Regions from separate parts of the Homo sapiens genome. Here region 2 is linked to region 1. Evidence: chromatin contacts called from ENCODE Hi-C or POLR2A ChIA-PET data. All regions are on one chromosome and are shown on one strand. Each heading gives the region's core, a stretch centred on a gene start or an enhancer-like site at or near the end of the contact. The rest is flanking DNA. Distances are from core to core; before and after follow the strand shown. Region 1 holds the start of TRIM34 (tripartite motif containing 34). Region 2 holds the start of OR52H1 (olfactory receptor family 52 subfamily H member 1).

What was found. A loop is a pair of places that touch in the nucleus more often than their neighbours do. ChIA-PET counts read pairs that join two places held with the same protein, here RNA polymerase II (POLR2A). Pooled maps may share reads with other maps.
Region 2: a pooled map shows a loop between it and region 1 (2.9-fold over the local background). The contact joins the promoter of OR52H1 here to the promoter of TRIM34 in region 1. A Hi-C loop is called at or near these places in 3 of 37 single-sample maps with no recorded cell type and 4 of 50 pooled maps. POLR2A ChIA-PET finds 5 or more read pairs at or near these places in 3 of 52 experiments (OCI-LY7, Panc1 and activated CD4-positive, alpha-beta T cell).

What each region holds. Positions count from the first base shown.
Region 1 is chr11:5,622,199-5,627,702 of GRCh38, forward strand. TRIM34 (tripartite motif containing 34) reads left to right here and starts at 2,803. Exons shown (of 8, transcript NM_021616.6): 1 at 2,803-2,862. All of the region lies in intron 7 of TRIM6-TRIM34 (TRIM6-TRIM34 readthrough), which reads left to right. It also overlaps a transcript of TRIM5 not described here. RefSeq lists enhancers at 2,412-2,491, 2,582-2,851, 3,222-3,321.
Region 2 is chr11:5,545,943-5,551,446 of GRCh38, forward strand. OR52H1 (olfactory receptor family 52 subfamily H member 1) reads right to left here and starts at 2,598. Exons shown (of 2, transcript NM_001005289.5): 1 at 2,510-2,598.

The DNA.
Region 1 (5,504 bases), core at 1,553-4,052:
ACTTCGGGAGGCCGAGGCAAGCAGATCATGAGGTCAAGAGTTTGAGACCATCCTGGCCAACATGGTGAAACCCTGCCTCTATTAAAAATACAAAAAATTAGCCGGGCGTTGTGGCAGGTGCCTGTAGTCCCGGCTACTTGGGAGGCTGAGGAAGGAGAATGGCGTGAACCCGGCAGGCGGAGCTTGTAGTGAGCCGAGATCACGCCACTGCACTCCAGCCTGGGCGACAGAGCGAGACTACCTCTCAAAAAAAAAAAAAAGAAAAAAAGAAAAATTAGCTGGACGTGGTGGCGCATGCCTGTAATCCCAGCTACTCAGGAGGCTGAGGTAGGAGAATCGAACCTGGGAGGCGGAGGTTGCGGTGAGCCAAGATCATGCCATTGCACTCCAGTCTGGGCGACAAGAACGAAACTCCATCTCAAAAAAACAAACAAACAAATAAAAAAAACCGGAAAAAACTCAAGTGAACAAAATGAATGATGAAAAATTGAATGTCATCCACACAGAACTGATGGGCTAAGGTAATATACACATCTCAACACATGCTTTAACAAATCTGTCTGATGCTTTACTATTGTAAATGAAAGAGTATCTGAGAAAACTCTCAATCAATTTAGGAAGTTTATTTTGCCAAGGTTAAGGATGCACCCATGACAGCCTCAGGAGGTCCTGACAACATGTACCCAAGGTGGTCAGGGCACAGCTTGGTTTTATACATTTGAGGGAGATGTGAGACATCAATCAATATATGTCCGCAAAGGCGGGACAGCTGAGTCCGGAAGGGGGTTTCCAGGTCATAGGTAGATAAAAGACAAACAGGTTGCATTAAGCAATAGGGCAAAGGAAGTAACCAGATATTCATTTATCTCACCTGAGCAAAGGGGTGACTTTGAGTTCTGTCTGGAGCTTTTTTTTTTTTTTTTTTTTTATCTTAGTAGCTGTCTTTTTTTGGAATAGAATGGGAGCCAGGTTTGCCCTAACCAGTTCTCAACCTGACTTTTCCCTTTGGCTTAGTGATTTTTGGGTCCCGAGATTTTCTTCCCTTTTACACTATCTAAATGTATTAGTTACCAATATTGAAATAAGGAAAAGAAATCTGAAAGTATTAGGTTGGTACAAAAGTAATTGCGGTTCTTGCTATTATAATACTTTTATTTATTTTGTTTATTTTTATTTTTTTATTTTTTGAGACAGAGTCTTGCTCTGACACCCAGGCTGGAGTGCAGTGGTGCGATCTCGGCTCACTGCAACCTCCGCCTCCCGGGTTCAAGCAATTCTCCTGCCTCAGCCTCCTGAGTAGCTGGGATTACAGGCGCATGCCACCATGCCCGGCTAATTTTTTTTTTTTTTTTTTGTAATTTTAGTAGAGACGGGGGTTTCACCATGTTAGCCAGGGTGGTCTCGAACTCCTGACCTTGTGATCCGCCCGCCTCAACCTCCCAAAGTTCTGGGATTACAGGTGTGAGCCACCACAGTTGGCTTTATAATACTTTTAATTTCAAAAGCCGCAATTACTTTTGCACTAACCTGATAGTAATTGACTCCCTTAAAAGTAGTCAAAGCATATTCCCAAGGTATTGGATGTGGATACATTTTTGTGGGAAAGTTGTTAAACTTCCAACAAGTTTATAATTGTCCTTGATCACCATGCATGAGTCAGATGGAGAGGGCAAAAATGAAAATTGTACCTTGTCAGGTGGTTTCCAAAGGTGGCACCTTTTATTATGTAATGTGCTCTACAGGAGGTAGACTAGGATTGTTTTGATGCATACAGCACAGAAAATGAATCTATCAACTTATATTCCTCATGAAAATGGAGCATGCTGTTTGTGGAGGCACAATGTGGGGTCATCCTGTGACCAAACGAGTGGCAACTCTTGTTCAAGTTTCCTCCTCGTTCGGTTTGATTTCAAGGTTACCTCAGTTTCAAAGCAGCCCTTTCTGTCCAGGGCACAAAACTCCTGATTTACTACTTACAACTAGTGGTTCTCAGCCTCAGATTCGCGTAAAAATTACCTGGAAGACTTTTCATTTTTAAATAATGTTACTGATATATATGTTATATGCAATAATATGCACCCATTTACTGTGCACAGTTTGATGAGTTTTGAAAAAGTTTTACCCCTTTTAAAGATTTAGAGCATTTCCAACACTCCCAAAAGTTCCCCAGGTCCTTTGTAGCCAACTTTTCTCAGCACCATCCACCTCTCCGCCACCCATCCTCCATCTCCTAGCGGGTGACATGGTACTTTGGTAGGTAGCACACAAGTGGATCGTTGGAGCTGAAGGATAATTCAAATTGGTAAACTGATTCGAGGGACCATGTGCAACCATGAAAGTGGTAGGAGAAGGGGAGTTGGGTGTTTAGCTGGCCTGGGAGGCAGGGAAGGTTAAAACAGGGCTTTTCAAACACAGCACTATTGATGTTTTGGAATGGATCATTCTTTGCTGTGGGAACTGTCCCATACATTGTAGAATGCTTAGCGGCATCTGTGACCTGTACCCACTAAGATGCCAGTAGCATTCCCCTAGTTAACAACCAAATATCTCTTCAGACATTGCCAAATGTGCCATCTAGTGCAAATCCTCCATTCTGCCCTCGAGAATCACTGGATTAAGAGCATTACCTTCTGTCCAGAGGCTCTAAAGGACTACACAGCTCATTTCACCTAGACGCTCCTTCCCCTTTTCTCTTCCTGACAGCCCCAAAAATTTCACTTTCATTTCTCAGGCAGTTCCTCCTCAGGAGGGAGGGACTTCTTCACACAGAGGAACCTCATTTGTTGAATGAATCCTGACCACACCCACCCTGGCTTTTCTTCACCTCTTCAACCAGGAGCCGAGATTTCTGTTGCTCTGAAGGTGTGTGGGGAGGTTTGTGGGGGGTAGAGGGTATGAGACTCCAGGAGAAAAGTTCTCAGTGAAGTTAGGGGAATTTGATTTATGGCCCCAAGTCTCCCCTGCTCTGTCGGGAGCAAAGGCTAGCTTGCAGGCTTCCTGCTTTGAGTGCACACTGATAGCAGCCTAGAGTCTGGGGAGGGACAGCCTTGAAAGCAGTGTTAAAGAGGCAGAAGGCCGCCTTTGTTTTCTGGGGTGTCTTTTTTTCCTCCAGGCTGAATCTATTTCCATTCCCTTCCTATTGTATAATTTTGATTTTCTACCTTGCAAAGGAAACAATTCTCTCTCTCTCTTTCTCTCTCTCAAAGAGATGAACAGAAGATCTCTTATTTTCCACCTCCTACTCCCTCCTCAAAAGAGAAGTTGGTGAAAGGAGGTCTCTGTTTTCCAAGTGTGTGCAGGGCTTAGCTCCTAGTATGTGGCGTCAGATAGAATGGAGCCATGGGAGCACGGCCAGGGGTTGAAGTGGGTTCTTTTGCTGCCCTCCTGGCAACCACTAAGGGGCTTTCTGTGGCCATCCTCACGTATTCTTAGTCCTTGGCCTCCCTGACAATAGCAGGTTGAGTGATGTGACTGCCGCACACCGCTCTGTTCCCTCTGTTCCTATGTCTTTCTGCAGGTCTCAGGGCTCTCCTTGCACATCCCTGAACATACCTGTTTACTTTTACTTCAGTAACCCATGTGCTACCAGCGTCTTCACCTGTCTCAGAACTTGCTCCTCATCATTCTTCCTCTTAGACACACCTTGGCATTGATTTGTAACCTCAATTTGTTATTGCTTTTCTTTGCTCACAATTACTTAACAGAAGTTGTTCATTGTGGGCTCAGAAGGAGCCCACGGATTTAATCTTCTTGTTAAGAATTTGATATAGAGTATGTCCTATCTTAAGCTCACTTGTGAGCAATTTGCACCTTGATTGATATGTTACAGATATTCTGACACATGCCATTCTGGCCTCTGCTCTCACCCTTCAGAGTTCACTGTAACTGCCATCCTGTGTCTCTGCCTTACTCCTGGGTAGAATCCATGTCTGCCTACATACTGACTGTCTCCCAGAGGCGTCTAGTCAGGCACAAGACCCAACATATGGGATAAAATTGATTATAAAGCAGGCTGCTAATGTAAAAACGTGCAATTAGCATCCATTTAACATTCAATAAATATGAAATATACGTGGAAGCCTACATCCAAATAGAAAGTGATCATAGACCATATCGATGAATGTTAGAGTACACAAGAAGATGACTAATACTATGGAGTAACATCTTCAAGAAGTTACATTAGGGTAATGACTCTGTAAAGACCTCATGAAGGCCTTGCAACTTTAAATAGTTTTTATGAAAGTTTTAAATAGTTTTCATTGTAAGAACACATTTGAGTAGAATCTTAAGAATGCGAGGAAATTAAAGGCTTTAATGGTTTTTCCCACGGGCTTAAAAGGAGAACAGTGTGGAAGATTAAGATGGGAGTGTGCCTGGAGAGGCATAAAAGGTGAGTTCTTACCAGGCGCGGTGGTTCACGCTTGTAATCCCAGCACTTAGGGAGGACAAGGCAGGAAGATCACCAGAGATCAGGAGTTCAAGACCAGCCTGGCCAATGTGGTGAAACTGTGTCTCTACTAAAAAAATGCAAAAATTAGCCGGGTGTGGTGGCGGATGCCTGTAGTCCCAGCTACTCGGGAGGCTGAGGCAGGAGAATCAGTTGAACCCAGGAGGTGGAGGTTGCAGTGAGCCAAGATCTCGCCATTGTACTCCAGCCTGGGGGAAAAGAGCAAGACTCTGTCTCAAAAAAAAAAAAAAATATGGTGAGCTCTGAGGATTGAGGCAGTGGGAAGGCATGTGTGATGTGGACCTAACTGGACCATTATGAAGTCTGGCCTCGCTCTGGGTGGCATGGGTTTGAACAGGAGAGTGACATGATTGACATCTGCTTTAAGGTGATCACTCTGTCTACTGATGTAAGAACAGAGATGAGAGCAGAGTGAAGAAGGACAGTGATGGGTGGGCACAGTAGCTCACACCTGTAATCCCAGCACTGTGGGAGGCCAAGGCGGGTGGATCACCTGAGGTGGATCATGAGTTTGAGACCAGCCTGGCCAACATGGTGAAACTCTCTCTACTAAAAATACAAAAATTAGCTGGGCGTTGTGGCAGGCACCTGTAATCCCAGCTACTCGGGAGGCTGAGGCAAGAGAAGCGCTTGAACCCAGCAAGCAGAGGTTGCAGTGAGCCGAGATCATGCCACCACACTCCAACCTGGGTAACAAGAGCAAAACTCCGTCTCAAAAAAAAAGGAAGGGCAATGATAGTATCAGCAAGACTAGTGGAAGAACAATTTCCTGAATTCAGGTGGTTTCTACCAGAGTGGTGGCAGTTGAGGTGGTTGGAAACTAATTTGAAAAAAAACTCTTTCAGCATATTCTCACGAAGTAACAGACAGAAAAAGACATTAGGGATTGCTTAATGAAAATGATTCTATGTTAAAAAATAGCTTTTTGGAGATATATTGACCAGAACACTACAGCTCTTGGGGAGAGAGTCATTAATGTGGTATAGATTGGGCCCTGGACTCTAAGGAGTAGCTGAAGCAAGAACTCAGTGCACAG
Region 2 (5,504 bases), core at 1,348-3,847, 76 kb before region 1:
TGCTCTGTCATTGTGAATTATCTGTCTCTGCCCCCAAGACAACTGTTTGCTTCTCTTAAAGCTACCTGATGACTGTGGCTCTTACATTTGTAAGATCAGCACCCCTTTATTGCCATCTAAAAACCTAATTCAGTTCAGCAAACACCAGATGAGTTCCTACACTATGCTGGATAACATGTGTAAGTCAGATTTAAACTAAAAAATTCCCTTATAGCTGAGGTTCACTAGCCTTTCTCCTCAAAAAAAAAAAAAAATTCAATAGTTTTCCAACACTTTATATACTACGTAAGTGAATAATATTCTAATACTGTGGACTTAGTGACACTATCAGTCAAGGTTTCTGTCCAAAAGAAGGACTGCTTTTTTGTGAACATACATCTATTAGAGAGACACATCGACCCAAGACACATACTCTCTCAAACACAGACCCTTAATACTTACATTCTCAGGCATATCCAGACCTACACTTACATTCTGTCATATATTTTGCCACCATATATTTACCCATACATAATCTTACACAATTACAAGCCCCCTGTCCTCCCATCTTCCCCCGACACATGTGCTGACAATATAAACAAAATGTTTCACAATTAGATTTTGTCACTGTCACAGGCTTTGTAAATTCCTAAAACCTCTCCACTGGTCCTATACCTTCTTCCCCAGTAATGCCTCTATAACAACTCACAGCACTCCCAACTTGTCTGAGGTCATCCTTTATTCATACATATGTGAGGAAAGGTTTTCTCAAGTTTTTGTATTTCCATGAACTCAAATACAACAGATGTTCATGAAGTCATCCAAAAGCATTCACAAACACACACGGGTGCACAGACGGTTAACTCTCTCATTTAACAATCAGACAAATCCACAATGTGGAAAAATCTACAACAATCTGTTTTCTTTTTTCAAGTCAATGCCATTAAAGGGGGAAGGGGAATATTAGATAAGGAAAATCCATTTCCAGATTAAAGTACATTTAAGAGAAAAACAAATAAATGCAGTGTGGTTATTTATTTATTTATTTTATTGAGACAGAGTCTCACTCTGTCACCCAGGCTGGAGTGCTGTGGCACGATCTCGGCTCACTGCAACCTCCGCCTCCCCGGTTCAAGCGATTCTCCTGCCTCAGCTTCCCGAGTTGCTGGGATTACAGGCGCCCGCCACCACCCCCAGCTAATTTTTGTATTTTCAGTAGAGACGGGCTTTCACCATGTTGGCCAGGCTGGTCTCGAACTCCTGACCTTAGGTGATCCACCCACCTCAGCCTCCCAAAGTGCTGGGATTACAGGCGTGAGCCACCACGCTCGGCCTGCAGTGTAGTTCTTGATTGAATTCTGTTTAAACAAACCAGGTATTGAATTCAATTAATGAATAGTTAGGGAAACTTAAATATGGACTAGGTATTGAGTGATATAAAGGAACTAGTGTTAATTTTATCAGCAATAATTATGGTATTATGGTAGATACACATACATACTCTCAGGCATCCACAGTATGTTAGCAAAATATTGGCACAGAGCATGTACTCTGGAGCCTCAGAAAGCTAGGTTTCACAATTTAATCCTGGTTCCACAATTTACTAGCTATGTGAATCTGGGCAAGCTATTTAAACTACATGATATTTGGGTTCCTATGTTTTTAAAAGAAATTAATATTTCTAATTTTTATAATTATTATTAGGACAAAATGATACACATTGAAAAAAGAATTTTTTTTTTGAGACAGAGTCTTGCACTGTTGCCCAGGATGGAGTGCAGTGGCACAATCTTGGCTCACTGCAACCTCCACCTCCATGGTTCAAGTGATTCTCCTGTCTCAGACTCCCGAGTAGCTGGGATTACAGGTGCCCGCCACTATGCCTGGCTAATTTCTTTGTATTTTTAGTAGAGACGGGTTTCACTATGTTGGCCAGGCTGGTCTTGAACTCCTGACCTTGTGATCCACCTGCCTCAGCCTCCCAAAGTGCTGGGATTATAGGCGTGAGCCACCACGCCCAGCCGAAAAATATTCTTTAATATAGTACCTGAAACATAGTAAGCATGTAACAAGTTTTACTTCTTTATATTAGGTTATATTTTATATCATTAGTATTATCATTAACAACCAGACCATGCAGTGGAAAAGAGAACAGAAATTGCAAGATGGATAAAAATTAACAGGAGCACCCCTGGGCATACACACATACCAGCACACTTAATTCTACATTTTAAGTTAGAGTTATGGACTCTTGTCACATGTCTGAAACAGAAATTTCCTAACACTGCTAACTGTGGTCATACTTAACGCAGCTGTGTAATTGTCCATCTGTTCTGATCTTTTGATGCTTAACTCAGTGGAGCATATACACAAGTACTGGAGATCAGGACCTCAGTTTATAAATGGGAGTTGCTCAGGAAAGAAAATTATAGTGCCCAGCCCATGGTCCCTAAGAAATAGAGCCCTGGCTTTTCACTCACTTTCTCTAAGTCTTGTCCCAATCAAACCCCTTCAAACAGCCAATACTCACCAAATCTTGGGGATCAGGCCAAAGGGAAAGAAGAAAGAGTGTGTTGACAAAATCTACAAGACAGCAGACACACCAACCAAAAAAAAACATGAGTGGAAGGAAAAGGAAGGACGTTAGAGAGGTTGATTCCCTGTCCATTTATTTTCTCTGATCACTCACTGCTCCTTGTGGGGAAAAGGTAGGTAGTTAGGGGATTAGAGACTCTGACATGCCCTCTTCTCACCCTCAAGGGAAGAAGATGAAAAAGATTCTATTAACCTTGTTCATGCCTTTGAGTTAACACTGCCTTAGAGTGCTTTATTTATTTATTTATTTGTAAGCTGATGTGTATGTGGGTGGAAAGCTGTGTGTATGTGCCTATCATATCACCCAGGTTTCAAGTTCATGCCCTCACTTACCAGATAAAGGACTTTGGATGAGTTACTTAATTTCCATTAAAAGGTGGTCATATTAGTACCTGTCTCTCAAGATTTTATAAGGATTGACAAATTAATAGGATACTGCTAGTGAAAATGCTTAACATATCGGCAAACTTATGGTGTAAAGGAATAACCTAGGGCACCTGTTAAGATGAAAATTATATGGCCCACATGAAATAATTCTAATATTATCTTTTAAAAATTCCAGTGGCTTTAGGGGTACAAGTGTTTTTTGATTACATGGGTGAATTGTATAAGGTTGAAGTCTGGGTTTCTAGCGTACCTGTCACCCATATTGCGTAGATTGTACTCAATAGGTGATGTTTCATCCCTCACCCCTCTCCTAGCTTCTCCTCTTCTGGGTCTCCAATGTCCATTATACTACTATGTGTGCCCTTGCATACCTATAGCTTATCTCCCACTTATAATTTTTAAAACATTAAACTTCATTAAACATTTTTATTGGTAAAAACAATATGAGCAAATAAAATATATTCTTATGGAGAAACTGTTAGGTCTACCAGCTGGTACTGTCAGGAATTTCTGCAAGTCCAGATATCAATTTTTACCTAAGAGGCTTTTACCCAACAATTCTGAAAGCCAAGTCAGTTTTTGTCAATGTTTGTCAAACGTTTGCTAAATATTGTTGAATGTGTTAATTAATAAAGATTGCCAGGAGTCCACTCAGTACTCTGAATGTTCTAGAATATCTGGAATAAACCAGAACTAATGAGATTAGTATTGTATTGGCTCCCAACAGAATTTTTACCTTTCGCTGAATAAAAATTGAGGTTGCTTCACCTCTCTATACTAGGATAAGGGACTGAAGAGTCACATGAACTTGTGTATTCTGTAAGAATGTGATTAATTGCATCACTTACTGCCTATTCTTTAAGAGCTTTCTAAAGATATTTCTCCATTCTTCATATAAGAAGTAGTTTTGCTTCTCTAACAATTAACTGTCTGTAACTTATAGCCATCATGAATTATGTAGCTAATCATGTTTAACTCTCACATAGACTGTTAGAAAGCTTACAGCTCAATTTCTGACCCACATATAATAAGAGAACAAAAATTCATAGCAGGTGGAAAGTGTATTTTCGGCCTATTTTTTGTCTTAATTTTTAAAAATCTTTCTACTTTTCTTTTTGCCTTTTCTATTTATACTTTGTAATATGCCACATAACAATGTTTCTGAACAATTGTCCCATAAGATTACAATACCATATTTTAGAGTACCTTGTCTATGTTTAGACATGTTTAGATGCACAAATACCATTATATTATACTTCCCTACAATATTCGGTATAGTAACATGATGTACAGTTTTGTAGCCTAGGAGCTATAGAATATAATAGAGAGCCAAGGCTGTATCACACAGGTTTGTGTAAGTACACTCTATGATATTTGCACAATAATAAAATCATCTAACAACACATTTATGAGACTCTATCCTCATTGTTAAGTGGGACCTGACTATATTTTTATTTATGGTATGCAAAATACATCAAGTAATTTTGGAAACAATGCATGTAGCTATTGTCACATGTTAAGAGATAGACTATAAATTCAAACACAATTCTCCGAGTCCAAAGGACATTCTTTTCTATTAAAACTATATGTTGAGAGCCATTGTAGAAATAAAAATTCAATGACATGTGAAAAGGGTAGTAGCACGGGGATGGGAAAGTAGTCTCAAGGTAAAGAGACCATGAACAACTCTGATATTTTGAGTCAAGTGAAAGCAGTGAGGGTTTGAACTACTGGGGTAGGGGAGGAGGGTGCCTGCACTCAGCCGGGGAATCCAAGAGGTTATTTAGAAAAAAACCACAGGTTTTGAGGACGTATCAGATTTGAAAGGGAAATAAGACATTGATTATCATTGCTGCCTGGCAGACACCTAAAAATAAGTATTACTGACCAAGTGACTGAATGACTCACTATGACCAAGTTATGCATACTGGATTTGAAGAGACAATGAATCATACAGAGGTACATTTTTGGCTTGTGACTACATCTCTATGGAGATACAAACATGAAAAAAATTGAGACCACCAATGCTTCCAATTGGTCAAGTCTTAAACCCACTTCTTAGTCTGTACGTGCTTTACCATTTTACTAGCCATAGGAATTTGCCTTCCTCCTTTTATTCCTTGTGGAAAACTCCACCCACCCACAACTCATTTGGCTTTCTCAAGGTTGAGTTAAACATTGAGTTTTATCATTGCCTTATCCCTTTGCTTAATATAAACACCTGCACTCTTAAATTAATAATTTTATGATTATTTGCCATTTATTTATTTGATAAATGTTGCCTATGTCCCTAGTGTGTGCTAGGTATTATACTTGATGTTGTTTAGAAATTAATAGGAGTGAACAAAGTAAAAACCCAGAACCCTGCAGAGTCATCAAAGAGGTAATTTTCCTGCCTTGCTATGATGTATAAATAAACTACCATGATAAATAAATCTGAAAAACCATTCAGATTTGCCAATCATTACATTGTCTTCATTAAAAGTTTTATAATCACTTTAGAGCAATCATAAGGAATTACAAAAGTTCTTGTTTCTAGAAGT